Linked DNA regions of Homo sapiens: region 1 is linked to region 2. Evidence: read pairs that join two places in POLR2A ChIA-PET (ENCODE). Cell type or tissue: A673. All regions are shown on one strand. Each heading gives the region's core, and the rest is flanking DNA. Links, peaks and the distances in the headings are about the cores only.

Region 1 (9,394 bases), core at 437-8,436, 320 kb after region 2:
GTCCCAGCTACTTGGGAGGCTGAGGCAGGATAATTGCTTGAACCCAGGAGGCAGAGGTTTCAGTGAGCCAAGATCGCGCCGCTGTACTCCGGCCTGGGCGACAGAGCAAGACTCCAGCTCAAAAAAAAAAAAAAAACAAAAAACGCTGGAGCTCAAGCAGTCATTTTGGATCATGAAGTAAACTTCAGAATGGAGACCATACAAGGTGGGGGAGAAACAGTGGTTTATAACTGGAGGGTAGCATGATCCACCCCTCTCTCCCATGTCCTTGGAAACCTATGGGGTTACTGTGATTGTAATAATGACTGAGAATGTTACTGAAGTTTATGGCGGGGAGGTGTGGATATCCTGCATCCTGCTAAGTACAGGACAGGACCACATCAGAAAGAATTAGCCTGCCCGGCCGGGTGCAGTGACTCATGCCTGTAATCCCAGCACTCTAGGAGGCTGAGGCGGGCGGATCACCTGAGGTCAGGACTTCAAGACCAGCCTAGCCAACATGGTGAAACCCTGTCTCCACTAAAAATATAAAAATTAGCCAGTGCATGCCTATAATCTCAGCTACTCGGGAGGCTGAGGCACAAGAATCACTTGAATCTGGGAGGAGGAGGGTGCAGTGAGCTGAGATTGTGCCATTGCACTCCAGCCTGGGCGGCAGAGTGAGACTCTGTCCCAAAAAAAAAAAAAAAAAAAAAAAAGGTAGCACAAATGAACGCCTGATGTACAGCCAGTTGGAAATTCTCCCAAAGGGCTGCTCTGCTCTAGGCTGAGCTGGAGACTTCCTGTCTGATCTGTCTCAGTCCCATACCCATTAATTTGCTGCTTGGACAATCTGGAGCCTCAGCTGGGAATTGACGGGAACAGTAAATGGGGAGACCCAGGTTTGGCTCCAACCAAGCAGAAGGTCCTGGGTTGAAAGTCTCCATGGCCACCATCAACTCTCACTGGTGACAGCAACAGACCCATCATTGGCTGTCTCTACCTAACAGTCAAAGGAGCTTTTATTTTTAAGTATTTTTTTTCAGATGGAGTCTTGCTCTGTCACCCAGGCTGGAGTGCAACGGCGCCATCTCAACCTCTGCCTCCTGCAGTCAAGCAATTCCCCTGCCTCAGCCTCCTGAGTAGCTAGGACTACAGGCACCCACCACCATGCCTGGCTAATTTTTGTATTTTTAGTAGAGATGGGGTTTCACCATGTTGGCCAGGCTAGTCCTGAATGAACTCCTGGCCTCAAGTGAACCACCCACCTCGGCCTCCCAAAGTGCCAGGATTACAGGCGTGAGCCACCGCGCCTGGCCGAATTTTTGTATTTTTAGTAGAGGTGGGATTTCACCATGTTGGCCAGGCTGGTCTCAAACTCCTGGTGTCAAGGGATTCACCCACCTGGGCCTCCCAAAGTGCTGGGATTACAGGCGTGAGCCACCGCACCCGGCCTCCAAAGGAGTTTTTATTTACTTCCTTTTATAAAAATTAATTTAAAAATTTCTTTTTCATATACATGGGGTCTCACTACATTGACCAGGCTGGTCTCAAATTCCTGGCCTCAAGTGATCCTCCCACCTTGGCCTCCCAAAGTACTGGGATTATAGGTGTGAGCTACCACTCTATTCAGACATGGCTCCTCATGGCTTCCTACTTCATTAGAATAAAACCTGAAGGCCACTCCCTCACCCACAGGGCCTTCCAGCTCCCTCTCCTACATAATTTCCTACCTCTCTCTTCCTTGCCTGCACAGTGGCAGCCACATGGGCCTCTTTGCTGTTTCTGGGACACACCATGCTCACCTCAGCACCTCCTTCTTCCTCCAAACTTTTCGTGACTGGTTCCTTTTTGCCACTTGGAACTCAGATGAAGTATCATTTCTCAGATTGCTCAGAGAAGCGTTCCCAAAAGTAGTCTTCCAGCCCTTAAAGTGCCTTCCTCTCAGCCTCCTCGCACTTTGTACTAACACTTTTTTCTGGTGTACTTGTCTTTAAAAATTATAATTTTCTTAAAAAACAGCTTTATAAAAAAGAGCTTCTTGTATGTTGACTGACTTACTATTCCTGAGGGCAGGGATTGCATGTATTTTTCTTCTCTGCTATATCCCTAGAACCCGGTGCAGTTAGATGAAGGAATGAATGAGTGAATTAATCATTTTCCTGTCTGACAGATGGGACAGTGCATGGGCTAGTGTCTGAGGGGGCTTTCAGTGCTAGCATCCATGTGCTGTCTCTATGCTTTTTTAAATTTTTTCTTTTTTTGGAGACAGAGTCTCGCTCTGTCACCCAGGCTGGAGTGCAGTGGCCAATCCCAGCCCACTGCAATCTCTGCCTCCCGGCCTCAAGTGATTCTCCTGCCTCAGTCTCCCGAGTAGCTGGGACAACAGGCATCTGCCACCACGCCCAGGTAATTTTAGTATTTTTAGTAGAGATGGGGTTTCACCATGTTGGTCAGGCTGGTCTCAAACTCCTGACCTCAAGTGATCCGCCCACCTCGGCCTCCCAAAGTGCTGGGATTACAGGTGTGCGCCCCCGCGCCCGGCCTTGTCTCTAGATCCTATGAGCTTTTTATTCTAATCCAGTGTGCCCCCTAGTTGCCATTTGTGCTAGCTGAACAGGTAACTGGCACTTGTCTGGTGGCCTGACCTTGCCAGCAGGTCCCTTTGTCAGACTGAGATCCTGGCTTCAGCAGGAGACCCTCCCTCCCACTCTGCCCTCACCCCTTCCTCCCTCCCTTACTCCCCAGAGGCCATCCCGGCCGCGCCTTTCAGCACCTCCAGACATCACTGCTTTTGGAGAAGAGGGAGAGACGGATAACCTCCGGCGCCATCCAGGCGTAGGTCCCCGCAGCGCTCATCTTGGTGGTCTTGTGCCACTCGCGGGCGAGGCCGAAGTCCGTGATCTTGAGCACCGTGTCTGCGAGGTTGTGGTTCTCGATGGCCTCCAGGATCAGGACTGTGGGGTGGGAAGAAAGGTGGGTCACCCCAGACCTGCCACGCCGCAGACCCAAGTGTTCTGGCCCGCTGCCTCAGCTAGAAACACGTCTTTCCTCTCACTGCCTCAGGCTGCCCCGCTCTGTGGCAGGTCCTTTCCTGGCCTGGAACATCCATGAGCCCCTCCGCCCAGGTCTAATCCCTGTCCCAGGCTCCCATGAGGGAGTAGGGAGCTCCTCCTGTGTCCTCTGCCCTCCTGATTCTGTCCTGGGCTTTGGGGAGCTCCATGAATGGTCAAGAACCAACAGCCAAGGCTGAAGCGGGTCACTTGAGCCCAGGAGTTCGAGACCAGCCTGTGCAACATGGCAAGACCTCATCTCTACAAAAACTTTTTAAAAATACCTGGGTGTGGTGGTGCATGCCTACAGTCCCAGCCACTTGGGAGGCTAAGTTGGGAGGATCACTTGAGGCTGGGAGGTTGAGGCTGCAGTGAGCCATGGTCTTGCCATTGCACTCCAGCCTGGGCAATAGAGTGAGACCTCGTCTCAAAAAAAAGAAACAACAGCCAAGGCCTTAGTCCTCCAGGCCTTGAGTTCCCAGCTACCCTGGAAGCAGGAAGTGCAAACCTGGGGCAGAAGGGAGGAACGTGGCTTCCCCCTCGTGTCTATCACCCCCGTGGCACACTGCAGTCAGGGTCCCAATTCTACCCCTTCCTGTGTCCACACTCTGCCATGAGACTTTGCCATTCTTTCTGCTAAAGAGGCAGAGTATGGCCAGGCACGGTGGCTCACACCTGTAATCCCAGCACTTTGGGAGGCTAAGGCAGGCGGATCACTTGAGGTCAGGAGTTCGAGACCAGCCTGGCCAACATGGTGAAACCTCATCTCTACTAAAAATACAAAAATTAGCCGAGCATCATGGTGCTCACCTGTAATCCCAGCTACTTGGAAGGCTGAGGCATGAGAATCACTTGAACCTGGGAGGTGGAGGTGGCAGTGAGCTGAGATTGCGCCATTGAACTCCAGCCTGGGTGACAGAGCGAGACTCTGTCTCCGAGAAAACAAAAACAAAAACAAAAACAAAGGCAGAGTGCACCCTGACTCTGGCTCAGCCGTATGACTTGCTTTGGCTAAGAATGACAGGGTGCCAATTCCAAGCCCAGGCCTTGCATGTCTGCTGGCCCTCTTGCACTTGTGTCATCACCATGACAACATGCCTCAGCTAGCCTGCTTGTCCAAGAAGATGAGAGCTACTTGGAGCAAAGCCTCTCCAGCTGAGCCCAGCCTCCATCAGTTTACCCTCCAGCTGGTCCGCAAATGCAGGAGCAGTAATACACAATGGCTGTTTTAAGATGCCGAGTTTTGGGGGTAGCTTATTACACAGCATGATCGTGACAAAATCTGACTGAAGTATTCCCTAAACATACTGGATGGTTCTAGCTTACTTTCTACCCGGGTTGTCACTAACAGCCATGAGGATCATGGCTAGTGTTTGTACTGTGCTAAGCTCTCTATAGGAATTGACTCATGAATGACCCCCACCCCGAGCCCTTTTTTATTTTTTTAAAGAGACAGGGTTGGCCAGGAGCAGTGGCTCATGCCTGTAATCCCAGCACTTTGGGAGGCCAAGGTAGGTGGATCACTTGAGGTCAGGAGACCGAGACCAGCCTGGCCAACATAGTGAAACCCTGTCTCTACTAAAAATACAAAAATTAGCTGGGTGTGGTGGCGGGTGCCTGGAGTCCCAGCTATTTGAGAGGCTTTGGTGAGAGGATCACTTGAACCCAGGAGGCAGAGGTTGCAGTGAGCCGAGATCGTGCCACTGCACTTCAACCTGGATGACAGAGCGAGACTCCATCTCAATGAAATAAATAAATAAATAAAGAGACAGGGTCTTTTTCTGTCACTCAGACTGGAGTGCAGTGGTGTGATTATGGCTTGCTGTAGCTTCAAACTTCTGGGCTTAAACAATCCTCCAGCCTTGGACTCCCAAATTGCTGGGACTACAAGAGTAAACCACTGCACCCAGCCACAACCCATTTTTCTTGACTAGCTAACAGAGGCTCAGAAGTCACTTGGCCAAGAGGTCACATGGTTAGAAAATGGCAGGACAAAGGCTTGAATTAGTTTTGTCATCAGAGCTCAATCTCTTAACTGCTGAGATATTTTACTACCTTCTATCACATAGAGGCTCCAAAGTATACAGTGTGCTGCCTGGGTTTGAGTCTCAGCCCTGCTTCTTCCTAGGTGCATAACCCTGTACAGTTTACTTTAATCTTCACACCGAGACTTCTCCTCTATGAAATGGGGCTCGTAACAGAATTTACCTTCTAGCGTTATAGTAAAAATTTATTGCCTGAAGCAATAGGGCCTTTAAAAGTGTTAGCTGTTATTATTAGTGTGTGATATTGCCATAATTGTTCCGAATTTCTCCACTTTTCTTTTTGCCATTCCTGGCTACTTCCCAGTCATAATAATAATAGTAAGGTAGTTCTACTATCATGCCCATTTGGCAGATGAAGGAACTGAAGGTGGCAGAGATTGGCAAATCACCCAGGGTCACACAATTGATAATCCTGCCCATCCTTTAAAGCCCAGCTTCAGATTGGACGCGGTGGCTCATGCCTGTAATCCTAGCACTTTGGGAGGCTAAGGCAGGCGGATCACCTGAGGTCAGGAGTTCAAGACCAGCCTGGCCAACATGGCAAGACCACCGTCTCTACTAGAAATACAAAAATTAGCCAGGCTTGGTGGCGCACGCCTGTAGCCCTGCCTACTTGGAAAGTTGAGGTGGAAGGATCACTTGAACCCGGGAGGCGGAAGGTTCAGTGAGCTGTGATCACACTACTGCACTCCAGCCTGGGTCACAGAGTGAGATGACTCTGTCTCAAAAAAAAAAAAAAAAAAAAAAAAAAAAAAAAAAAAAGGCCGGGCGGGCTTCAGTGTTACCTCCTCCTGGAAGCCCCCACTGTAAATTCCTAGTCTGTAACTCCACCTCTGCAGAAGTTTTCCCTTCTTAGGTCCCCACCTCTCCTGTTTGTATCGAAACCCTGTGACAGAGGGAACATCTCATGGTTTTATGCTTTATTTCTGTATTTCCCAGGCTGGGCCTAAGTCAGTCCCCCTTCAAAATCTTTATGTAATCATGTCACTCCCTGCTTCAAATCCTCTAATGGCTTCCACTACATCAAATAAAATACCCCAAGTCCTCACCATGGCCCCCAAGGTCCTATGTGATCTGGCTCCTGCCAGCCTTTCTGATCCTACTTCCTCCCATCTCTGCCTCAATGCCTGCTGTTCTGGTCTTGCTGTTCTCCAGTGAGACACACTCACTCCCACCTCAGGGCATGTGCCCCACTGTTCCCCTTCCCCAGATCTTTGTAAAGCTGGGTCCCCTTTGTTCAGGTCTCTGCTCAAATGTTGCCTTCCCTGACCACCCGATCTAAATAAAGAGAACCCTCTGCTCCAGCCTTTGCCTTAGTCCACTGAGAGCCCCTGATACTCTCTGAAATTTTGGTATCCATCTATCCATCATTTATTCCTGTTCACCGGAATATAAATTCCATAGCTGGGGGAGGGAGAAATCTTGCCTTGTTCACTTCTGTAATCCCAGAGCTGAGGCAGTGCCTAGTAAGAGTAGGCACTTAAGAATTACTGGTGGAATGAACCAATGAATGAATGATGGCAGATGAGGCGCTCCTTAGGGTAGGATGAGTGGGGAAGCAGTGCTGTGGAGGCGCTGTGTCCTCTGTTTCTGGCACAGAGCAGACCCATCACCCCGGGAGGAAGCCCTGGCCATAAGAGGCCCACTGACCCTTTGACCAGATAGCACTGGCTACAAAAAACCTGGGGGTGTGGGGCGTGCTGTCAATCAGCAGAGGTGAGGAAGGGCTGAGGAGTCCCAGCCTTCAACAGGAGCATGCTGGGTGGCCCTGCCTCCATTTACCCAACATTTCAGAGGTGCTGGGGCATAAGCATCAGTTCCCCAGACACAGCACCAGCTCTGGCACATCGTGGTCACATGTTAGCTTTTTTTTTTTGCGATGGAATCTTGCTCTGTCACCCAGGCTGGAGTGCAGTGGTGCAATCTCGGCTCACTGCAACCTCCACCTCCTGGTTTCAAGCGATTCTTCTGCCTCAGCCTGAGTAGCTGGGATTACAGATGCATGCCACCATGCCCAGCTAATTTTTGTATTTTTAGTAGAGAAGGGGTTTCACCATATTGGTCAGGCTGGTCTCGAACTCCTGACCTCGGGTGATGCACCCACGTCGGCCTCCCAAAGTGCTGGGATTACAGGCGTGAGCCACCGCGCCCAGCCAAGCTCTCTGTTGATATACAAATGTCAGGCTTGGGAGGCAAGGAAGATGCAGTCCCTCTATTCTAGGGGCTTACAATTGCTATGGGTGGGGAATAGCAATATATTCCTAAAAATAGTGGGATGGATTAAAATAAATTTCAAGATGTAGAAGTGACAGAAATCAGGAATAGATGAGATGTGGGTGTTGAGAGCAAAGGGGGCACCTTCACATTTTGGGGCTTAACTGTGAGTGACGTGAGGGCCGGGGACATGCTGGCCTTCTCCACTGCTGATGCCTTTGCTTAGCACATGATCTGGCCTGGTAAATACCAAATGGAAGAATGAACAAATGAATGAAGAAATGAAAGGGAGTGAGATGGGGCACAGCACGAATGGGAGAGCCAGGAATGTAAGATTTTTTTTTTCTTGCTGTATCCCTGGGACAGGGTCTGGCACACAGCACTCTGGAAATATCTGTGGAATGAATGAATGAAATTGCTAGCCTGTGAGTACTGTCAGGGCAGAAACCATGGCTGTCTTACTCCCAGCTGGGCTCCTGCTTAATAGGTGCTCAATTAATACTTGTTGACACCACATGAAGCTCTTCCATCTAGAAATGAGTCTTGCAGAATGTTCCCTTCTACCTGGCTCCATTATTTATTCAACCAACCAATCAACTTTGGAGAACCTATCAGGCAGCCTGGAAGCTTTTATATAAGCCACATCAATTTAATTCCTCCCTCATCTTTTCCAGTTTGCCTTGGCCAGCTCGGCCTATGAAGACTCCAGGAAATGGTTCTCAACTGGGGGTGATTCTGCCCCCCAGGGGACATTTGCAATGCCTGGAGACACTTTTGGTTGTCATAGCTGGGGAGAGGGGGCAGGGAATGCTAATGACATCTAGTGGGAAGAGGCTAAAGATGCCGCTAAGCAACTCACAATTTACAGGACAGCCCCTACAACAATGATCTGGCCTCAAGTGCCAATAGTGCTGGGGTTGAGAGACACTGACTCCAGACGGGGTAGGCTCTTTTTGTCTCTGCCTGGTGGACTCTGGCAGCATGGCTGGATGGCAAGCACCTTGAAGGCAGGCACTGCATCTGTCCTGTTCATGCAGGGAACGCAGGTGTTCATGGATACATGTTTACTGAGCGATTGTGACTCTGCAGCCTGGGAGGCAGGTAAGTCCTTCAACCTTTCTGAGCCTCCTTTTTCTCCCTTAAGGCAGGCAAGGCCTACCTCACCTTCACCCTGAAGGTATCATACTGCTGCCCCTTCTCACTCCAGGCACAGTGTCATCTGGTGTCCCTCACCCTGTTTCCCACCACCTAGGCCTGGCCTTGAGAGGTTCTGTGGAAGGAATTTTGGGGAGAGGACACCACTTACTGTTGATGGACTTGAGGTCCCGGTGGATGATGGGCACAGGGGCATCATTGTGTAGGTAGTTCATGCCCCGGGCCACCTGCACAGCCCAGTTGACCAGCACGTGAGGTGGCACCCGGCGACCTGCCAGCACCCTGCTCAGTGCACCACCCCGGGCATACTCCATCACTAGGCAGAGGTGTGGGGGGTTGAGGCAGGCGCCCCTAAGGGCAATTATGTTGGGGTGCTGCAGGGCTCCAAAGAGCCGGGCTTCCTGGCACACCTGCTCCGCTGTCACTGCCGGGTCCTTCTCAGGGTCCAGCCGGGCGGCCTTGACTGCCACCTCCTCGCCACGCCACAGGGCCCGATAGACCTTGCCAAAGCCCCCCACACCGATGATCTCCTCTAGCTGCAGCTCGTGGAAGGGGATCTCCTGGGGCAGCTGGAGGCCCGCGGGTGCAGCGGGGGCGCCGGGGGCCACGTAGTTGCTGGGGAAGACGCCCACGCGGCCGCTGGGGAGCTGCCCGGTCCACCAGCCCTCGTCGCCGGACACCGCACAGTCTTGGGAAAGCACCTGGACGCGATCGCCCCTCCGCAGGGTCAGCTCCTCGTCGCCCGCCGCCTCGTAGTCGAACACCGCGGTCCAGACGGGCCCCGCGGGGGTCGTGCCCCACTCCTTGGCCACCGCCCCCTCCTCCTCCTCCATGGGGGAGGGGCCGGGGGCTGCGGGAGGCCGCTTCACACAGGCTGCCCGCGGGATGCAGAGGGCGGGCCCCGGCGGCCGGGATGGAGGGCAGTCCCTGCGGGGTCTAGGGAGCTCC
Region 2 (9,394 bases), core at 495-8,494:
GTAGATGTTGCCCTGCCTCAGCAGGCCCTCTGCAGCCTGCACGGCCACCTGCATCTTTTGCTGGCTCAGCTCCATGGTGGTGAGAAAGTCACGGTGCTGTTTCAAGGCCTCCTCCACCGATTCCACTGTGCCCGGGAGCTCCGCACCAGACAGCGCCATCTCCTGGGGAGGAGGGAGCGTGGTGCAAAGGTCAGCCTCATTCCATTCCAGGACCTGGGAGAGGCTGCCAGCCTGGCTTGCCACCACTCCCCGCAACCTTGCAAGCATAGAACATTCCAGTTGTGGTCCCACCTCGGGGCTGTTGCCCATGCTGGTGCTTCTGCCTGGGAGTCTGTCCCTCCAGATACCCCCATGGCTGGCTCCTTCACTTTCTTCAGGTCTCTGACCAACCTGCCAAATTTATCAACTCCCACCCCAGCCCTATCCCACTACCCTCCTGTATTATTTCTTTTTGGCAGGGAGGGAGCAGATGGAGTCTCACTCTGTTGCCCAGGCTGGATGCAGTGGTGCAATCCCGGCTCACTGCAACCTCCACCTCCTGGGTTCAAGTGATTCTCCCGCCTCAGCCTCCCAAGTATCTGGGATTACAGGTGCATACCACCATGCCCGGCTAATTTTTTTGTATTTTTGGTAGAGACGGGGTTTCACCATGTTGGCCAGGCTGGTCTCAAACTCCTGACCGCAGGTAATCCACCTGCCTTGGACTCCCGAAGTGCTGGGATTACAGGCGTGAGCCACCACACCCAGCCAACCCTCCTGTATTATTTCTCATAGCATGTACCTGGCAATATTAGCGATGCATTGACTTGTTTACTCTCTCCTCCCCTACATACTAGAATGTCAACCACATGAGGGCAGGATTTTGTATTTTGTTGCCTGAGGTGTGCTCAGCCCCAAAATAGCGCCCAGCACAGAGGAGGCACTCAGTAAATATTTGGTTAATATTAGGCCGGACATGGTGGCTCATGCCTGTAATCCCAGCACTTTGGGAGGCCGAGGTGGGTGGATCACCTGAGGTCAGGAGTTCGAGACCAGCCTGGCCAACATGGTGAACCTCATCTCTACTACAAATACAAATATTAGCCGGGTGTAGTGGCACACACCTGTTATCCCAGCTACTCAGGAGGCTGAGGCAGGAGAATCGCTTGAACCCAGAAGGCGGAGGAGGTGCAGTGAGCCAAGATCACGCCACTGCACTCCAGCCTGGGTGACAGAGCAAGACCCCATCTCAAAAAAAAAAAAAAAAAAAATTGGTTACTATGAAGACTGAAGGCTGGGCACGGTGGCTCATGCCTATAATCCCAGCACTTTGGGAGGCAGAGGCGGGAGGATCACTTGACCCCAGGAGTTCAAGACCAGCCTGGGCAACATGGTGAAATCCCATCTCTACTAAAAATACAAAAAATTAACCAGGCATGGTGGCACGTGCCTGTAGTCCCAGCTACTTGGAGGGCTGACGTGGGAGGATTGCTTGAGCCCCATAGATCAAGGCTGCAGTGAGTCATGATCGTGCCACTGTACTCTGGCCCGGGTGACAGAGTGAGGTCCTGTCTCAAAAAAAGAAGACAACTAAACTGGGTACTGTGTGAACTCAAGGAAGTTCTTTTCCCTCTGGGGTTAGTTTTCTAACTAGTAAAATGAGTGGGTCAGGGCCGGGCATGGTGGCTCACACCTGCAATCCCAGCACTTTGGGAGGCCAAAGCAGGGGGACTGTTTGAGCCCAGGAGCTGGAGACCAGCCTGGGCAGCATAGCAAGATCCTGTCTCTATTTTTTAAATGGGTGGGTCAGAAAGGGTCTCTCAAGGCCACTTCAGCTCCATATTTAGTAATCTTATGATTCAGGGGCTCTCTGTCCTTTCTCCTCCACTCCCTAGATCAGGATTTCCCAAGCCCTGGGCCACAGAGGGGTACTAGTCCATCGCCTGTTAAAAACTGGGCCGCATAGCAGGAGGTGGAGGGGGGGCGAGTGAGCATTACTGCCTGAGCTCTGCCTCCTGTCAGATCAGCAGCAGCTTTACATTCTCATAGGAACACAAACCCTATTGTGAACTGCGCATGTGGGGGATCCAGGTTGCACACTCCTTATGAGAATCTAATGCCCGATGATCTGTCGCTGCCTCCCATCACCCCTAGATGTCACTAGATGGGAACGTCTAGTTGCAGGAAAACAAGCTCAGGACTCCCACTGATTCTACATTATAGTGAGTTTTATAATTATTTCATTATATGTTATAATGTAATAACAATAGAAATAAAGCACACAATAAATGTAATTCGCTTGAATCATCCTGAAAACATTCCTCCTTTTCCCACCGGTTTGTGGAAAAAATTGTCTTCCAGAAAACCAGTCCTTGGTGCCAAAAAGATTAGGGACTGGGCCTGGTGCAGTGGCTCATGTCTGTAATCCCAACACTTTGGGAGGCCGAGGCAGGCGGATCATGAGGTCAAGAGATCAAAACCATCCTGGCCAACATGGTGAAACCCCATCTCTACTAAAAATACAAAAATTAGCTGGTCATGGTGGCTCGCGCCTGTAGTCCCAGCTACTTGGGAGGCTGAGGCAGGAGAATCGTTTGAACCCGGGAGGCTGAGGTTTCAGTGAGCTGAGATCACGCCACTGCCCTCCAGCCTAGCTACAGAGCAAGACTCTATCTAAAGAAAAAAAAAAAAGATTGGGGACCACTGCTGTAGATAATCCTCAAACTGGGTCAGCATCCCTTATATAACCAGTACAGGCAGGCACCCTTTCTAACATGATCCCCAAACACTGGACAATCTGAAAACTGGCTGTTCCATCTTGCCAAAATTCTCAAACTTGGTTCCCATCCCAGAGTGATCTCCCAACTGGATTGGCTGTCCCCAGATAACCACTGCACTTGGTTCCTCATGCCACAGACACAGTTACTCTCTCCAGAGAATCCATAGTTGTCATTCCCAGAAATGAAGATATTGTGCTAATTTAGCCATCCACACCATGTAATCCACAATCACTGACTGACTCCAATAACCCCTCAGCCTGTTACCTACCTCCATAATCCTAATCCTTTGTTATCCATACCAAGATCTTCTTTGAACCCCATTTAACCATCGCCAATCAACCTCATAGTCTTATTTCCTTTCAGATAATCCACGAACCCAGGAAGCCACTCCAATAAATATCCTCGTGCATTACTTACTCGGGATAGCCCACAAACTGTCACCTCCGATAAGACACCAACCTACCCCACTGATGATACTCCTCAAATTCTGTTACATACACACTTCCACACACACTGGATGTTCCACAAACTCAGTTATCCATTCCGGATACTCTCTCACCTCCCACCCACCTCAGAACCCAGTGGTCCCAGGAAACACCCTCCTCCCCACCCCCGCATGTCCCTGTCCCTGCAATCCCCCCGCGGCCTCGGACTCTCCCTCTCCGAAATGTACACCCCGAGTGGGCACCTGGTTACGCAGCACCACGAGCGCCTGGCGTAGATCCCGCAGGAAGAGCTGGTAGATGTGCGCCTGGACCAGCGCCTCCCTGCGCGCCTCCCACAAGCCGAGCAGTTTATGCCAGCCAAGTTCGAGGTGTGGCAGCCACTCGTCTAGTGCCAGGCCCGGGCCCAGCTCTGCGCCGTCGGCGGCCAGCAGCGCCTCGCTGGCCGCCACGATGCGAGCATAGTCTTCCTCGCGCTGGTCCACCTCCTCCTTGAGCGCAGCGTGGCGCGCCAGCAGCGCGTCCGCCTCTTCTAGGCTGTTGGGCAGGGGCCCCTCGCTGCCGCCCGCCGCCTCCTGGGCGCGCACGAGCCAGTCCAGGAAAGCGTCGAGGTCATGTAGGAAGCGCTGCAGGCGCCCTGCTGCCGCCACCGCCTCGCCGCAGGCCTGAGCCGCGCTAGCTAGCGCGCCCCACTCGGCGCCCAGCTCCTCCGCGCCCTGGTGCAGCCGCGCCGCCTGCGCCGGGAAGCGCTCAGCCAGCAGGGCTGCCTCCTCCAGAAGGGCCGCCTGGCGCGGCTCCAGCGCCTGCAGAGCGGCCTCTAGGCCGCTAAGACGCCACTGCAGGGCGCCGCCGGCCCGGGGCGCGCTCTCCACAGCTCTCCGCTTCTCACGCACCTGGGCGCGCACCTCGGCCACCTCCAGCACGTGGTTCTCCACCAGCAGCACCGCGCTCATTTCCTCTTTGCGCTGTTCCACTAGCTCCACGATGCGGTTCCACCTGCCCAGGGGAAAGAGAGTGACTTGAGGAGGACAGGGACTCCTCTTGGGCGCGGAGGGCCCGCCGACCCAGGGTAGAATCCAGGCCCAAGCCACCCAGCCACTGTGTGACCTCAGAAAGTTTCTCCAGTTTCTGCCGGTGTAAAATGGAACCCTACGCAGCACTTTTGCTTAGGGCAGCCATTCTCAACATGTAATCTGATAGAGGACAAAACTATCTTCATAAAAATGTGTTAAGACGCCATTTGCTTTTTCACTCTCATTCTTTCCCGAGTGTTCAGTGGAGTTTTCCAGAGGCGGCAGGAGAGACTGAGAGCAGAAGCCGACTCTGATTTAAGAGAAGCCCAGCTGCCATCTCTTAAACCAGACTTTAAAGAGATTTGCAAAGGTACGAAACAATGCCACTCTTAGTACATTTTGTGTTATGAAAAGTTATTTTTAATAAAAAAGTTATATTAACACGTTAGATATTTAGATTTAAAAAAATTTTTTTAAGACGTGAGATCTCACTATGTTGCCCAGGCTAGAACGCAGTGGCTATTCATGAACTCGTTTATGGCACACTGAAGCCTCCAATTCGCAGGCTCAAGCGGTCCTCCCACCTCAGCCTCACAGGTCTAACAGGCACGCACCACTCCCAGTGTATTGTTATTTTTAAATAATGTTTTCAAATTTCTCAGCCGGGTGCAGTGGTTCACACCTGTAATCCCAGCACTTTGGAAGACGGAAGCAGGTGGATCGCTTGAGCTCAGGAGTTGGAGAGCAGCCTGGGCAACATGGTGAGACTCCTAAAATACAAAAATTAGCTGGGCGTGGGGGTGCACACCTATGGTCCCAGCTACTTGGGAGGCTGAGATGGGAGGATTGCTGGAGCCTGCGAAGTCGAGGCTGCAGTGAGCCATGATTGTGCCACTGCACTCCAGCCTGGGTGACAGAGTAATGAGACCCTGTCTCAAAATAAATAAATAAAAATAAAAACATTTTAAATTTTCTCAGTACTAAGTTCTAATATAGTAAATAGCAATAGATATGACCCACTAAAACAAGCTCTTGGGGTCCTCAATAGTTTGGGTTTTTTAAATTTTGTTTTCTTTTTTAGACAGAGTCTTGCTCTGTTGCCCAGGCTGGAGTGCAGTGGCACGATCTCAGCTCACTGCAACCTCCGCCTCCCAGGTTCATGGGATTCTCCTGCCTCAGCCTCCCAAGTAGCTGGGATTACAGGCGTGCACCACCACACCCGGCTAGTTTTTATATTTTTAATAGAGATGGGGTTTCATCACATTGGCCAGGCTGGTCTCAAACTCCTGACCTCAAGTGATCTGCTTGCCTCGGCCTCCCAAAATGCTAGGATTACAGGCGTGAGCCACCATGCCCTGCCTGTTTCTTGCATAAAGCCATTATGATTCTCTAAATATCTTGTCCATTTATTAGTGTATTTAACTGTCTTTCTGCCCCCTCTAGAATGGACACACCATGAGGACAGAGATTAGGACTCTGAAATCAGGCAGACCCGAGTTCAAGTTCTGCTCTGGCCAGATTTGCCATGTGACCTTGGGCAAATCATTTCCTTCTCTGATCTTCAGTTTCCTCATCTGGAAAATGGGGATAATAAAGTCCACTTCATTGAGTGTGTAACGAGATCATGTGGCTAAAGCACTTGGCATATAGATCTCTCTACATGCTGTAAATCGTTATGATTGTAGTTATTTTTTTAGGCCTGGATGCTTTGCGATGGTCTTGGCTACAGAGGTTTTAAAATCCCTGGATATTGGAATCTTGCAGCACAGAGTCAAGAGCGTAGTCTTTGGGTGGGGCAGAGTGGCTCATGCCTGTAATTCCAGCACTTGCGGAGGCCAAGGCAGAAGATCACTTGAGCCCAGGAGTTCGAGACCAGTCTGGGCAACAGAGTGAGACCCCATCTGTACAAAAAATACAAAAATTAGCCGGGTGCAGTGGTGTGCATCCATAGTCCCACTACTCAAGAGGCTGAGGCAGGAGGATTTCTTGAGCTCGGGTCGGGGGCGGTGAAGGCTGTAGTGAGCCATGATCGTACCACTGCACTCCAGTCTGGGCGAAAGAGCAAGACCCTGTCTCAAGAAAGAAAAAAAAAAAAAGAGCACAGTCTTTGAAGTCAAACATATCCATCTTCAAAGCCCGGTTTGATCCCCTAACTTGCTGTGTAACCTTGGGCCTCCATCTTCGCCTCTCTGAGATCCAGTTTTCTCCTCTCTAATGTGGGGTAGTTTCCACCTCATAGTGTTACCAGGAAGACTGGATATATTAGATAAACAGCTACAGCTCAGGATTCAGCCAGAACTGTATTTGACTCCTACTTATAGACTGAGTAATCTTGGATAAGGAGTTCACCTTTTTGGACTTGTATCTTCATCTATGAACCCCACCTGCACTGGGAGAATTGCTGGTAGTATTCCAGAGGTACTGATATTAGTTTGTTACTTATCTTAAAGAGTTCTGGGCTAGGAGCAGTAGCTTACACTGTAATCCCAGCTCTTTGGAAGGCCAAGGTGGGAGGAGGCCAGGAGGTTTTTGTTTGTTTGTTTGTTTGTTTGTCTGTTTTGGTATAGATTCTTGCTCTGTCACCTAGGCTGGAGTGCAGTGGTGTGATCTTGGCTCACTGTAGCCTCTGCCTCCCGGGTTCAAGCAATTCTTCTGCCTCAGCCTCCTGAGTAGCTAGGACTACAGGCACATGCCACCATGCCCGGATAATTTTTGTATTTTTAGTAGAGATGGGGTTTCACCATATTGGTCAGGCTGGTCTCGAACTCCTGACCTCAGGTGATCCACCTGCCTTGGCCTCCCAAAGTGCTGGGATTACAGGTGTGAGCTACCACGCCCAGCCGAGCCCAGGAGTTGTAAGACCAGCATGGCCAACACAGTGAGACCCTGTCTCTACAAAAAAAATTTTTTTTAATTAGCTGGGCATGGTGATATGCACCTGTAGTCCCAGTTCCTCAGGAGGCAGAGGTGGGAGGATCGCTTGAGCCTAGGTGTTGGAGGCTGCAATGAGCCATGATCATGCCACTGTATTCCAACCTGGGCAACAGAGCAAGATCCTGTCTCAAAAGAGAGAGAGAGAGAGTTCTGAATTCTAGGATCTTTACTATGGAAATTGGGATATTGGGAATTTTTTTTTTTTTTTTTTTGAGACAAGGTCTGGCTCTATTGCCCAGGCTGGAGTGCAGTGGCACAATCTCTGCTCACTGCAATCTCTACCTCCTGGGCTCAAGGCATCCTCCCAACTCAGCCTCCCATGTAGCTGGGACTACAAATGTGCACCACCATGCTTGGCTAAATTTTGTATATATATATACATATATATAGTGTGTATATATATATACATATATATGTGTATATATACGTATATGTGTGTATATATACGTATATATGTGTATATATACGTATATATGTGTATATATACGTATATATGTGTATATATACGTATATATGTGTGTATATATATGTGTGTGTATATATATATTTTGTGTGTGTGTGTGTGTGTGTGTGTGTGCGCGCACGTAGAGAGAGAGACGGGGTTTCACCATGTTGCCCAGGCTGGTCTTGAATTCATGAGCTCAAGTGATCCACCCATCTCAGCCTCCTGAAGTGCTGGGATTACAGTATGAGCCACTGTGCCCGGAAGAATGTTGGGATACTTTAGAAAGGTATATAAAGTGCTTGGGAATACTCCTGGCAGATTGTAGATATCCAATACATTCTTTCTGGACAAATAAATGAACAGCCAACTGAAATGTTGTTTTAATTTTACCACGTCATCACCAGTATCAGGGATTATGATTTTTGGTCAACATTTTGTTGATTTATCGGGTGGCCATTATGATTCCAGGGGTTTGAGATTGCACATCTTGCTGTCCATGGCTGTGTGAGTGTGGAAGGGAAGGATGGGAGGGACTCCCAGCCCCAGGCCCTCCTACCTGCTGTTGAGGTGGTCCTGGCAGGAACGCACCTCATCTGAACTGGGGTGGCCTCCTTCCACCAGCTCCTGGACTGTGTGGTTCACGTCCAGAACGCGGCCCATCAGGCTGTTCATCTCTTGGTCCAGGCTCTCGAATCTGCAGGAGGATGGAGATGCTCAGACACCCGAACCCTGCGGACCTTGGTTTTATGAAATACCTTCTACTGGTTCTACTCCTAATTCTCAATCCACCCTTCTTTTCAGCCTCCTTTGTGGGCTCCTTCTCTTCTACTTGCTGCTTATTTTATTTAATTTAATTTAACTTATTTAATTTAATTTAATTAATTTATGTATGTATGTATTGAGACAGAGTCTCGCTCTGTCACCCAGGCTGGAGTGCAGTGGCGCGATTGTGGCTCACTGCAACCTCTGCCTCCCGGATTCAAGCGATTCTCATGTCTCAGCCTCCCATGTAGCTGGGATTACAAGCATGCGCCACCACGCCCAGCTAACTTTTCTATTTTTAGTAGAAACGGGATTTCACCATGTTAGCCAGGCTGGTCTCCAACTCCTGATCTTATATGATCCACCTGCCTTGGCCTCCCAAAGTACTGGGATTACAGGCGTGAGCCACCACGCCCAGCCTCTACCTGATGTTTAAATGTGAGATTCCTCAGCAGCAACTCCACCCTGAGCCCTCTGGGTTTTCCTTCACACCCTTCTTCAATGATTCCACCCAGCCCCACAGCCTTGGTCTTTGCCCCTGAACTCATGACAGTCACACCTCAGTCTCCAGCCTCAACCTCTTACCTTTTGAACCTGTCTTCGACCTCAAAGCCTACTGTATACCTTCTTGGGGCTATTCACACCCACCTGACTCAAATTTGTTCTTCCTCTGGGCCCCCATGTTGGGGACAGCACTGTCATCTGCCAGGCCAGAGCCCTGGGCTTTGTTTTGGAAAATCGCTCCAGCCCATCAGTCTCCATGGCCTGTTTACTTACCTCCCGCCCTGGTCTAATCTTGTTCCGCTCCATCTGGGTCCCCAGCCCAGTTGCCTCTCTGGGTTCCCAGCCACAACTCTTACCCGCTCCAACCTGCCCTCCACATGGCAGCCACTGAGGTCTACTTTAAGCTAGACATGGTCCTCCCATCTTTAAATCAATGTTTCAAAGAACTGGGCAACTGCAGGCACAGTAGGGGCAAGGAGCAGCCCTGTGTTTCCAGCAGTGCCCAGCACAAGACCTAGAAAGGCATAGGCACTC

What was found. ChIA-PET counts read pairs that join two places held together with the same protein. Peaks named below come from ENCODE experiments on the same cell type or tissue, not always from the same donor. Only the 100,000 strongest peaks of a DNase experiment are listed, where the experiment ranks them.
Region 1: POLR2A ChIA-PET joins it to region 2 with 10 read pairs; 4 of 35 experiments call an interaction of 5 or more read pairs at or near these places.

What each region holds. Positions count from the first base shown.
Region 1 is chr19:40,191,917-40,201,310 of GRCh38, reverse strand. It overlaps MAP3K10 (mitogen-activated protein kinase kinase kinase 10), which reads right to left. Exons shown (of 10, transcript NM_002446.4): 1 at 8,598-9,394; 2 at 2,756-2,936. The coding sequence starts at 9,279. Among named protein-coding and RNA genes, the nearest start is that of MAP3K10, 5.2 kb to the right of the region's middle. RefSeq lists a silencer at 9,188-9,394. In A673, for the core only: no CTCF peak of the experiment used is centred there; no DNase peak of the experiment used is centred there; H3K27ac peaks cover 278 bases.
Region 2 is chr19:40,514,205-40,523,598 of GRCh38, reverse strand. SPTBN4 (spectrin beta, non-erythrocytic 4) reads right to left here. Exons shown (of 36, transcript NM_020971.3): 15 at 8,151-8,288; 16 at 3,448-4,198; 17 at 1-162. Among named protein-coding and RNA genes, the nearest start is that of SPTBN4, 52 kb to the right of the region's middle. RefSeq lists a silencer at 1-275. In A673, for the core only: a CTCF peak has its summit at 2,127 (motif pointing right); DNase peaks (open chromatin) are centred at 2,118 and 3,958; H3K27me3 peaks cover 1,971 bases.